Linked DNA regions of Homo sapiens: region 2 is linked to region 1. A link is a contact called in ENCODE Hi-C or POLR2A ChIA-PET data. All regions are on one chromosome and are shown on one strand. The core of a region is the stretch at or near the end of the contact, and the rest is flanking DNA. Distances in the headings are between cores, read along the strand shown.

The links. Hi-C counts contacts between places; a loop is a spot of excess contacts on that map. ChIA-PET counts read pairs that join two places held with the same protein, here RNA polymerase II (POLR2A). Pooled maps may share reads with other maps.
Region 2: a pooled map shows a loop between it and region 1 (5-fold over the local background). The contact joins the enhancer-like site here to the promoter of TIMM22 in region 1. A Hi-C loop is called at or near these places in 1 of 50 pooled maps. POLR2A ChIA-PET finds 5 or more read pairs at or near these places in 3 of 52 experiments (BJ, Caco-2 and MCF 10A).

The regions. Positions count from the first base shown.
Region 1 is chr17:993,231-999,340 of GRCh38, reverse strand. It overlaps TIMM22 (translocase of inner mitochondrial membrane 22), which reads right to left and starts at 2,212. Exons shown (of 4, transcript NM_013337.4): 1 at 1,961-2,212; 2 at 366-562. The coding sequence starts at 2,198. RefSeq lists an enhancer at 1,499-2,190.
Region 2 is chr17:508,249-514,358 of GRCh38, reverse strand. It overlaps VPS53 (VPS53 subunit of GARP complex), which reads left to right. Exons shown (of 22, transcript NM_001128159.3): 22 at 1-5,691. Among named protein-coding and RNA genes, the nearest start is that of VPS53-AS1, 11 kb to the left of the region's middle. Within about 2 kb of position 2,432, at least 6 of the 41 ENCODE cell types and tissues checked have a DNase peak (open chromatin) inside an H3K27ac peak, as active enhancers do.

The DNA of each region.
Region 1 (6,110 bases), core at 963-3,462:
ATATATATATATATATAGTATGCGTTCATAGATGCTTCCTGCAGGTGGCACCAGAGTGCTGAAACCAAGCCCAGCATTTGGAATGTAATCAAAATTTCTTCAAGGGGCTCTCCAATAAGTCTCGTTTAAAATCATTAGCTAACTTCTAGCCTACAAAAAGTAAAAAATAATGCAAGCCCATACTGTAAACACACACAAAGTCTGCCACAGGGACTATTTTATGGAAGTTCAACCTAGAATGTATCTGATGCTTCTGATTTGCTTTCTAGTAACAACTTTCAAATGACTTTTAAAGAGCAATTTCTCTTTAAAAGTAATGAAATGGTGGCCCCAGCAAGGATTTCTTAGAAGGCAGAGACACTTACAGATTCTATCAAACACTCAGTACAAGAAAACATGGCTCCCACAATGGCGAAATTTTTGGCATAGGACATTCCTCTCTGCCCCATGTCTTTCAGCACTTCTTTTGCAGTCGGTGTACGGTAAGGATCCTTAGGGTCAAAGCCCACGTTGGTATCGATGCCAGCGGTAAACACCCCAAATGCACCTCCTAAGACAAATCCTAGAAGCAAACACAGAGATGAAGGTGTCTTTGGCATGTTTTCTGCATTACTCTATTGGGATCATCCTGGAAGGGACCATGCTTTTGGATGACCACCGGTGCAGAGGACACCCCCCTCTTGCCACTCAAACTCTCCACTTGCCTGGAGACTTGCAATCCAGGGTCTATGTTACTGACATCATCTTCTCCGTCTCTAAGATTTCTTCCTCCTGTCATTCCCTAACATTTCTCAAGATTCCATCTTTAACCCTCTATTCTCTCTACATTCTCTCATATGTAAACCAGCCACCCTCAACTTCAGCTATCAACTTTGCAAATCACTCTCTTGGCCACTGTGACATTCACAGTAATGCTTTACTGAGCACATGCCAGTATGCCACAGCCTCATTCATTCTTCACAATAATCCAGTGAGACAGATGCTATTAGCCTCTCCTTTCTATAAACTGAGGCTCAGAGAGGTTAAGCAACTTCTCCCAAGGCCACACAGCTACCTAATGGCAAATCCCACACTGCTGCCACATCTGTCCTTCCTGAGCCGGCTGGACATGTCCAGATGGATGCCCTCTCATGACCTCATGGTCAATATGAGTTTAATAAAATCATGGGCACCTCCCCTTCAACTTAAGGGAAAAACAGAAGGACAAGTGCAGACTTCGTCTCTCCTTGCTCGGGGCTGTCTAGTCACAATGGTCTTTCAGTTTTTCAAACCTCAAACAACTGCTGCCCTAGAGTCGTCTGCATGTGCATTTCCATATGTCTGCATCCTTCCTCTGCAGTGTTCCTGCTCAACATTCTTCTCCACATAGTATAATACAGGCCCCATGAAGACCAGGCTCTTGTCTCTTTCACCTGGCACGTGATATTGCTTAGGAACAATTTGTTGAAAGAATTATTTAAGAGAATGAATTTAAGGGAATGAACGGATGAATGAAGTCACCCACGTAATAACTTTTTGTTGTTGTTTTTGAGACGGAGTCTCGCTCTGTCGCCCAGGCTGGAGAGCAGTGGCACATCTCGGCTCACTGCAAGCTCCGCCTCCTGGGTTCAAGCGATTCTCCTGCCTCAACCTCCCGAATAGCTGGGACTACAGGCGCCCACCACCACGTCCAGCTAATTTTTTGTATTTTTAGTAGAGACGGGGTTTCACCGTGTTAGCCAGGATGTCATGTAATAACTTTCAGGCCCCAACCACAGCACCGATTCTCTAACCCAATTTTCATCAGGAAAGCCGGCCTGAGGGGGCAGGAGAGGTGACGCCCGATTCACGAACGAGGCGAGGGTGTGGTCAAGGTCAAGGCCCGCAGTCCCTCGCCTCCCAGGCGCGTGGTCTTCTCGGCAGAGATCCCCACTGCCGTCCAGGCCCTCAGCCTCCCAAGGGTCCCATCGCCCGGCCTCACCTCCCACGCAGGCCAGCGCAGCCTTGAAAGCGCAGCTTTCCATCGCCTTCTCGATCATCTTCTGCTCCTCACTCTTGGCTGGACTTGGGATCCCGCCCAGGCTCCCAGGCTCCAGGAGCCGGGGCTGACGCTTGTCACCCACCAGGTACTGCAGGAGCAGGCTGTACTGCAGCGGAGCTTCGGCGGAACCCGCTGTCTCAGGGGCCGAGCCTCCGGCATTGGGGGCGGCCGCCGCCATGACAGTCGCTGCCCAAGCAACCCTCGCGTCCTTCTCCCCGCAGCAGATTCGACAAGCGTCACGTTGCGGGCCCTGAGACTAGCCACTGTGATGCAACGGCAGATTCGCCGCAGGAGGAAGCCGCGGCCGCAACGCTCCTGGTGCGCACACCAGCGAGACCGCTATCATGTTTCCAAAAAGAAAGCCTCTTGTGAAAATGGAATTGGGCTTGGACAGCTTTCCCCATGTCACAGACAAACGAGATTCAGATTCACCAGAAAGCGCCCTCACGGTCGGGGCTGCAGCGCGGTGAGTACCGGGATTTGTAGTTCTAATCCGACACCCAACTACATTTCCCAGGAAGCGTTGCGCGTGCTCTCGCGCCTCGGCCCCGCGCGGGGCTCTTACGAGCTCCTGAGGGGAGCGAGGAGTGGCCGCGCGCTCCGGGGCTGCCGTGCTCCGGATCGCCGGGAGGGGACGCGCGAGCATTGTCGCTGCCCTTTCCACCTCGTGCTGTCATCGGGCGGTGAGGCGTTAAATCCCGTGGTCCCGGAAGGTGCGGTGAGAGGTGGATGCTTTGTAGATAAGCGTGAACTTGTGCTGTAAATGCACGGACCGGGCGCGGGGGCTCACGCCTGTCATCCAGCACTGTGGGAGGCCGAGGCCGGTGGATCACGAGGTCAGGAGTTCGAGACCAGTCTGACAAACATGGTGAAACCCCATCTCTACTAAAAATTAAAAAAATAAAAAATAAAAAAATTAGCTGGGCATGGTGGTGCACGCCTGTATTCTCAGCTACTTAGGAGGCTGAAGCAGGAAACCCCGTCTCTACTAAAAATATAAAAATTAGCCAGGTGGCGGCAGGCGCCTGTAATCTCAGTTACTCGGGAGGCTGAGACAGGAGAATCTCTTAAACCCGGGAGGTGGAGGTTGCAGTGAGCCAAGATCGCACCATCGCACTCCAGCCTGGGCGACAAGAGCAAGACTCCGTCTCAAAAAAAAAAAAAAAAAAAAAAAAATCCTAACTGACAGCATTTGCTGACTTGTGTGGTGTTAATATCCCCATCATGGCTGATTTCAAACTACCAAGCGAGGTCATCAGTCAGAATTGGGAAGACGTACAGCAGCATGTGGTTACATGGTGTTTCTATCACACAGATACAATCTATGGAAATAACCTCAACAGCATAGATAGGAGTACAGTGTAGTAAAATTTTTAGGAGGGGATGAGTTTTGAGCACATATTACCTATTTTTAGTGTAATTTATTATAAATGTATAGAATGTAATTTTTAATAATAACTGTGCTTAACAACCAGCTCAAAAACTCCTGATAATTTGTTGCCTTACTTTTTAAAATTACTCTTTTGAGACAGAGTCTTGCTCTGTCACCCAGGTTGGAGTGCAGTGGTGCAATCTCCGCTCACTGCAACCTGCACCTCCCGGGTTTGAGCGATTCTCCTGCCTCAGCCTCCCGACTAGCTGGGATTACAGGCACATGCCACCATGCCCGGCTAATTTTTGTATTTTTAGTAGAGACAAGGTTTCACCATGTTGGCCAGGCTGGTCTCAAACTCCTGACCTCAGGTGACCCACCCACCTCGGCCTCCCAAAGTGCTTGGATTCCAGGCGTGAGTCACTGCGCCCGGCCAGTTAGGGCCTTTTTGTTATTGTTGTTAAACATTTACCATTATACCACTGCACTGCAAGCATATTTTGGGAACCAAGAACACTTCCTCCTCTTTGAGGAAACCAGAATTGGGGCCTGGAGGCAGAGAAATTGGGAATGGATTTCTGGTCATATCCAGGAAAATCCTAGGGGATGTTGGAGAGAGGTTTTCAGTCCCAAGAATGCTAACACTTTGGCATCATTTTGTACTCCTCGTATGAACAAAACGTGGCCTGGGAACACCTCTGGGCATTTAAGCACACTTTTTGCTAATGGCCTGAAGGCAGTGCCGTAGCAAGCATCTGCCTACTTGGGCCAGGGACTCTCAGAAGATGTTGATCGGAAAAGATTCCTCTGCTGGGCATGGTGGCTCACACCTGTAATCCCAGCACTTTGGGAGGCTGAGGCAGGAAAATTGCTTGAGTCTGGGAAGTTGAGACTGCAGTGAGTCATGATCGTGCCACTGCACTCCAGCATGGACGAGGGAACGAGACCCTGTCTCAAAAAAAAGAAAAAAAAAAGATTAAGTAAACAGTGGTCATTTTATTCAGAGGGCTGAAAAACAATTTCCATCAAGGGCTGCGAAAGGGCTGGGGTGTTCCATAGCCCAGGAGCCTCACAGGTATGTCTGAGTTGTAAGAGGAAGTGAAGTGTCCTTCTTTTAAGGGTCTTGGCTGGGCGCGGTGGCTCACACCTGTAATCTCAGCACTTTGGGAGGCTGAAGCAAGGTCAAGAGATCGAGACCATCCTGGCCAACATGATGAAACCCTGTCTCTGCTAAAAATACAAAAATTAGCTAGGCATAGTGGCTGCACCCCTGTAGTCCCAGCTACTCAGGAGGCTGAGGCAGCAGAATCGCTTGAACCCACGAGGCGGAGCTTGCAGTGAGCCGAGATGGTGCCACTGTACTCCGGCCTGGAGACAGACGGAGACTCCGTGTCAAAAAAAAGAAAAAAAAGGTGGGGGTTGGGTCTTTGGGGTCCCAGAGAAGAAATGGGTGGGACCTAAGGAGCCATACTGGAAACCATACTTTTGGGACATGTTGCCCGAGATGAGGATGGAATACCCCACCCGGCAGAAATGGAGACCAGACAGCTGCACAGTCTTATGTGAGGGTGGATTATGTGAGGTGGATTATGTGAGGGTGGATTATGTGAGGGGTGGATTATGTGAGGGTGGATTATGTGAGGTGGATTATGTGAGGTGGATTATGTGAATGTGGGTGGATTATGTGAGGGTGGATTATGTGAGGGTGGATTATGTGAGGGTGGATTATGTGAGGGTGGATTATGTGAGGTGGATTATGTGAGGGTGAATTATGTGAGGGTGGATTATGTGAGGTGGATTATGTGAGGGTGGATTATGTGAGGTGGATTATGTGAGGGTGGATTATGTGAGGTGGATTATGTGAGGTGGATTATGTGAGTGTGGATTATGTGAGGGTGGGTGGATTATGCGAGGTGGATTATGTGAGGTGGATTACGTGAGGGTGGATTATGTGAGGGTGGATTATGTGAGGGCGGATTATGTGAGGTGGATTATGTGAGGGTGGGTTATGTGAGGGGTGGATTATGTGAGGTGGATTATGTGAGGTGGATTATGTGAGGGGTGGATTATGTGAGGTGGATTATGTGAGGGTGGATTATGTGAGGTGGATTATGTGAGGGTGGATTATGTGAGGTGGATTATGTGAGGTGGATTATGTGAGGTGGATTATGTGAGTGTGGATTATGTGAGGGTGGATTATGTGAGGGTGGATTATGCGAGGTGGATTATGTGAGGGTGGGTGGATTATGCGAGGTGGATTATGCGAGGTGGATTATGTGAGGTGGATTATGTGAGTGTGGATTATGCGAGGGTGGATTATTTGAGGGTGGATTATGTGAGGCGGATTATGTGAGAGTGGATTATGTGAGGGTGGATTATGTGAGGGTGGATTATGTGAGGTGGATTATGTGAGGGTGGATTATGTGAGGGTGGATTATGTGAGGGTGGATTATGTGAGGTGGATTATGTGAGGGTGGATTATGTGAGGGTGGATTATGTGAGGTGGATTATGTGAGTGTGGGTGGATTATGTGAGGTGGATTATGTGAGGGGTGGATTATGTGAGGGTGGATTATGTGAGGTGGATTATGTGAGGTGGATTATGTGAGGGTGGATTATGTGAGGGTGGATTATGTGAGGTGGATTATGTGAGGGTGGAGTGGCTCTTAGCTTTTCTCTCTGAATCACTTTCCCCACAAGAGGACATTTATCGTCTGGC
Region 2 (6,110 bases), core at 1,183-3,682, 490 kb after region 1:
TACCTAGGAAGAGCACTCGGAATAACCTGCTGGAAATGGGGTTCCTTCCCTAGGAAGAGCACTCGGAATAACCTGCTGGAAATGGGGTTCCTTCCCTAGGAAGAGCACTCGGAATAACCTGCTGGAAATGGGGTTCCTTCGCTAGGAAGAGCACTCGGAATAACCTGCTGGAAATGGGATTCCTTCGCTAGGAAGAGCACTCGGAATAACCTGCTGGAAATGGGATTCCTTCGCTAGGAAGAGCACTCGGAATAACCTGCTGGAAATGAGATTCCTTCCCTAGGAAGAGCACTCGGAATAACCTGCTGGAAATGGGATTCCTTCGCTAGGAAGAGCACTCGGAATAACCTGCTGGAAATGAGATTCCTTCGCTAGGAAGAGCACTCGGAATAACCTGCTGGAAATGGGATTCCTTCGCTAGGAAGAGCACTCGGAATAACCTGCTGGAAATGAGATTCCTTCGCTAGGAAGAGCACTCGGAATAACCTGCTGGAAATGGGATTCCTTCGCTAGGAAGAGCACTCGGAATAACCTGCTGGAAATGGGATTCCTTCGCTAGGAAGAGCACTCGGAATAACCTGCTGGAAATGGGATTCCTTCCCTAGGAAGAGCACTCGGAATAACCTGCTGGAAATGAGATTCCTTCCCTAGGAAGAGCACTCGGAATAACCTGCTGGAAATGGGATTCCTTCGCTAGGAAGAGCACTCGGAATAACCTGCTGGAAATGGGATTCCTTCGCTAGGAAGAGCACTCAGAACAACCTGCCTGCTTGAGGGTGACAGCAAGTGTCTCACACTTCTCGTCTACTCCAAGTCAGATTCCTAAAAATAAAATAGAGCTCCAATGGGCAATTTAAGCAAAAGCCTTAGAAACATGGACACCTGAAATGCTGGCCTACATGAAGGGTACGATGACATTTTATATATTAAATAAAAATTCCCAGTCCTGTTTTAGTATTCATCAGAATAGCCTCTTGGACCCTCGAAGTTCTACACCTTTGGGAGATATAAATTTCCTTAAAATAAAGGGATTGCTTCTTTGTGTAAATAGCTTTCATTTTCTCCATCTGGAAGTGATTTCTGCCTGCATGTTGGAGCACAAAATACTGCAGTTAATTAAAGCATTACTGGATGTCATTTGCTAGAATGTATTTCCTTACTGCTGACAGAAAACAGAACAGACTCTAGGAAAGAAGTAGCAAGTCCGTGACCCTGGCCGCTCCTGGTGGCTGCCCTTCTCCCTTCCCTGACAGTCTAAGGAAGCAACGCGTGGGAGCAGAATGTGGCCGACTGAGCCCAGTCCTGACCTGCCCAGTTGCAGTGGAGCCTGTCTGTAATGTTGTGTAAAGTGTTTTGCTTCTGACTTGGAACCCTACTTGCCCTGTGAATTTCTATCCTGTGAACCTTCCCTTCTCTGTCCTTACCGTTCCCATCACAGCCTGCTCTTCCAGTGACGGCCAAGTGATTTCTCTCCTGCACGCATGAGTCCATCCTGTTTCCTTAGTAGCTGGATGGACGTTTTGCCATGAAAACTCTTTGGGAAGTCTTGTGTCCTTTAGTGATTTCTCTCCTGCACGCATGAGTCCATCCTGTTTCCTTAGTAGCTGGTTGGACGTTTTTGCCATGAAAACTCTTCGGGAAGTCCTGTGTCCTTTCAACAGGGGAAAACTGGCTGCGGCCCTTCCATTAGGCTCCAGGATCATTACCTCGTTTCCATTCTTTCTTTTCAACAGCTCCCCACTTTACTAGGGAAGCCAAGGGATCAACCTAATGAGAAAAGAACCTTCCCTGTAGCCCACCTGGAAGGGCATTGCCTGCCAGCTCCTTCCTTCTCACCTATGTGAACAGGAGGGAAGATGCCGGCGATCCATGGATCTGTGGGACATGAAGGACGTGTCCATCAGAAATGAAAGCAGCCTGGGATTGGAAGCATCCACAGAAGACTTGATCTGCAGGTCTTGATTTGGACCTGGCACTTTGACACCAGGCGAGTCACTGATCCCCTGAGCATCCATTTTCAATATTGGTGAGAGGGGATTATAATGAATATTGGCTGTGAAGGTCACACAAGACCGGGCTATATGCACTTGCTCTGCCATAAGGCAGTGTGAAGTGTGTTCGTGATCACTTGTGGGCGGGAGCCTGTGGCTGTCTTGCCTGGACTGGCTTTTTTAAACATGGATGAGTGGTGACAAATCCTGCGGCCGTGTGCAGGCTACATCCGCAGCGAGCTCCGCATATCTGGTCTTTGCCTTTTTAGGTCATGACTGTAATATCAAGCTTACACGAGAGTTTTAAAAGACTGAGCAGTATCCCCTTCCCCTGGCAGCTGCTGCTTCCGTAGCATTTAGGGATAAACCTGCAGACACTGAGAAGAGAGCTTCCTCCCTCCTGGGGCTGGTGGCGAGGCTGCCTGTTGTGGAAAATAGGGCATGTCTCCTGTGAATGCGAATTGCGAGGGTTGCCAAAGCCTCCCTTCCAAGAAACTTGCTTAGGTGTCTGGTGTCCACAGACCAGACTCTTCTCCCGACAGGGACAAAAATTCTTGCCTGCCTTTCTTTTTCTTTTTTTTCCTTTTACTTATTCTTGCCTTTTTTCTTCTTCTTCTTCTTTAGGTATGATGCCCCCCAAAAAACTAAGCAAGATTAACTTGGGACAGGCAGTTCTAACTGGGAAGCCTGAGCTCACAGGCTGTTTGGATTACTTTCCAATTGTGTTTCAAAGATGTTTAGACTTTTCCCAAGGCCAGCTGAATCCTTATAATCAGCCCAAAAGTTCCTTTCTGTTTCTGTCTGTCCCCTTTGAGGGTGTTGACTCAGAGAACCTGGGGCAATATGAGATGTTAAAATAAAAATAGCGTCCAACGTCCCGCCTCCTGGGAATGCTGCTCACTTCATCCGAGGGTTCTGGGAGCTTCTGCTCAGTCATCAAATGGAATTTGCACAATTGTCTTGCCTCCTGTTTTGGGTAATTTTTCAACAAGTGAGAAATTAAGAACAGCTTCTCAACAAACTTCCCTCTACTTCCAGGGCCAAGAAAAGTATTTGCAGTGTGGGCTGCAGCTTTCAGGGGTCTCAGGTGAAATGGTGGCAAGAAACCCCAGCTCCCTTCATGTGTTTGCCTTGCGCTGATGGAAAAGGAAGGCACTTCTCAGCTGCCAGAGACCACATTCCACAGGGTTCTTCACAAAATCAAGCACTGCAGTGGACCAACTGGAGCAGCCACTGGAGGGCTTTAGAAGGCAAATGGAATACATATCAAATGCTATATAAAGAAAACATCTGTTTACACAGAGTCCCCCACAGCCTCATACCTACACCCAATATCAAATGCTGTATAAAGAAACATCAGTTTACACACAGAGCCCCCCACAACCTCATACCCACACCGAATATCAAATGCTATACAAAGAAACATCAGTTTACACACAGAGTCCCCCACAGCCTCATACCCATGCCTGTCACATCTTTGCACAGCCCTAAAGGATCCAGAGCTTTGGATCAGCAGCTGGCTAGCTCGGAGGCCAGAGGAGGGTGCTGAGGGGAGTGGAGGTCAGTTGGGGTAGCCCTGGGCCCTGGCTGCACAGTCCAGCTGCTGTGTGGCCTGCATGTGGTATCTTAGGTCATGAGAGGGCCTGGGCAATTCAGTGCTATCTGTACATGTTGGTGGGGTGGGAAGGAAAAGGTAACTGTGTATTTACTGTGTCCTGGATACATTATCTCATCGGATGAAATTCCTGCTAAGTTAAGCTCCGTTTAGTGGACGGGACTTGGAGGCTCAAAGAGGGTAAGTGACAGGCCCAAGGATATGTGCCTAGTGAGGGGTGAGCCAGGATTCGATGTGTGACTAGTAAGGGGTCAGCCAGGATTCAATATGTGACTAGTAAGGGGTCAGCCAGGATTTCATATGGGACTAGTAAGGGGTCGGCCAGGATTTGATACGTGACTAGCAAGGGGACAAGCCAGGATTTGATATGTGACTAGTGAGGGGCGAGCCAGGATTCGATATGTGACTAGTAAGGGGTCAGCCAAGATTTGATATGTGACTAGTGAGGGGCGAGACAGGATTTGATATGTGACTAGTGAGGGGCGAGCCAGGATTTGATATGTGACTGGTGAGGGGCGAGCCAGGATTTGATATGTGACTGGTGAGGGGCGAGCCAGGATTTGATATGTGACTGGTGAGGGGCGAGCCAGGATTTGATATGTGACTGGTGAGGGGCGAGCCAGGATTTGATATGTGACTGGTGAGGGGCGAGCCAGGATTTGATATGTGACTGGTGAGGGGCGAGCCAGGATTTGATATGTGACTGGTGAGGGGCGAGCCAGGATTTGATATGTGACTGGTGAGGGGCGAGCCAGGATTTGATATGTGACTGGTGAGGGGCGAGCCAGGATTTGATATGTGACTGGTGAGGGGCGAGCCAGGATTTGATATGTGACTGGTGAGGGGCGAGCCAGGATTTGATATGTGACTGGTGAGGGGTGGAGCCAGTCAGGATTTGATATGTGGTTAGTGAGGGGTTAGCCAGTCAGGATTTGATATGTGGCTAGTGAGGGGCGAGCCAGGATTTGATATGTGACTAGTAAGGGGGTGAGCCAGGATTCAATACGTGACAAGTGAGGGGTGAGCCAGGATTCAATACGTGACCAGTGAGGGGCGAGCCAGGATTCGATACGTGACCAGTGAGGGGCGAGCCAGGATGCGATACGTGACCAGTGAGGGGCGAGCCAGGATTCCATACGTGACTAGTGAGGGGTGAGCCAGGATTCGATATGTGAGTAGTGAGGAGTGAGCCAGGATTTGATATGTGGCTACTGAGGGGCGAGCCAGGATTTGATATGTGACTAGTAAGGGGTCAGCCAGGATTTGATACGTGACTAGTCAGGGGGTCAGCCAGGATTCGATACGTGACTAGTAAGGGGTCAGCCAGGATTTGATATGTGACTAGTGAGGGGTGAGCCAGGATTTGACATGTGACTAGTGAGGGGTGAGCCAGGATTCAATATGTGACTAGTGAGGGGTGAGCCAGGATTCGATATGTACCTAGTGAGGGGTCAGCCAGGATTTGATATGTGGCTAGTAAGGGGTGAGCCAGCCAGGATTTGATATGTGACTAGTGACGAGTGAGCCAGGATTTGATATGTGACTAGTAAGGGGGTGAGGCAGGATTTGATATGTGACTAGTAAGGGGGTGAGGCAGGATTTGATATGTGACTGGTGAGGGGTGAGACAGGATTTGATATGTGACTAGTGAGGGGTGAGCCAGGATTTGCTATGTGACTAGTAAGGGGGCGAGCCAGGATTTGGCTCCAGCCTTCATTCCAACATCCATGCCTTTTGTACTTCACCAGCAGTTTTCAAATTTATGGGACAAAATTTTACATTGGATTCCCTCTATACAAAATAGATAAAAGTATTTTATGAATACATTTTATGAGTTCAAATATTTTTCAGAAGAAATCAGTAAAAGCATTGAAAACTATTCCAGCAAATAGGAAGCACTTTAAACCAAGGTTATGGATGAAAATGTGTGTGTATCAACCCCAGTTTACTTCTGGGTTGCACAGAATAGAGAAATCTTGATTTAATCCAGCTAAGAATTTTCAAATAGTATCCATTTTGTTTTGTTTTAAACAGCTCTTCTTGCAATGGTAGAGGCTCTTCAATTAAACAGAGATGGTAACAGGCTCCTTGTCTCCTGAAGTCTTCATGGCCGTGAACAGCCCTTGGAGAAAGAGGTTAACAGAAGCAAGGGCCTCCGACATCTTACATTTGCCCCCAGAAGACATTTGAGGATGCGCGTTGCGTTATTACCATTTTTAATGTTTAGTTTTTAGAACTAAAACTAAATGCATTTTAAAAGTGAAGTTAGAATCAAACCTTTGTAGAGGTTCTCACTCCACCAAAACATCACTGAAGATTTCCAGGTTTCCCCAGGTGTCTGTTTGGAAGCTGCTGCCCTCATTGACGCACGTTGCTCATTGTTTTTCTGACCTTAGAGGGGAGGTCAGGCTTGGCACTGTCACCTAGTACAGGAAAGGGCACCGTTTGACTTGAGGTAGCCACCCATTCAACAATAGCACCTAAACTCTCTCCCAAATTCTGTG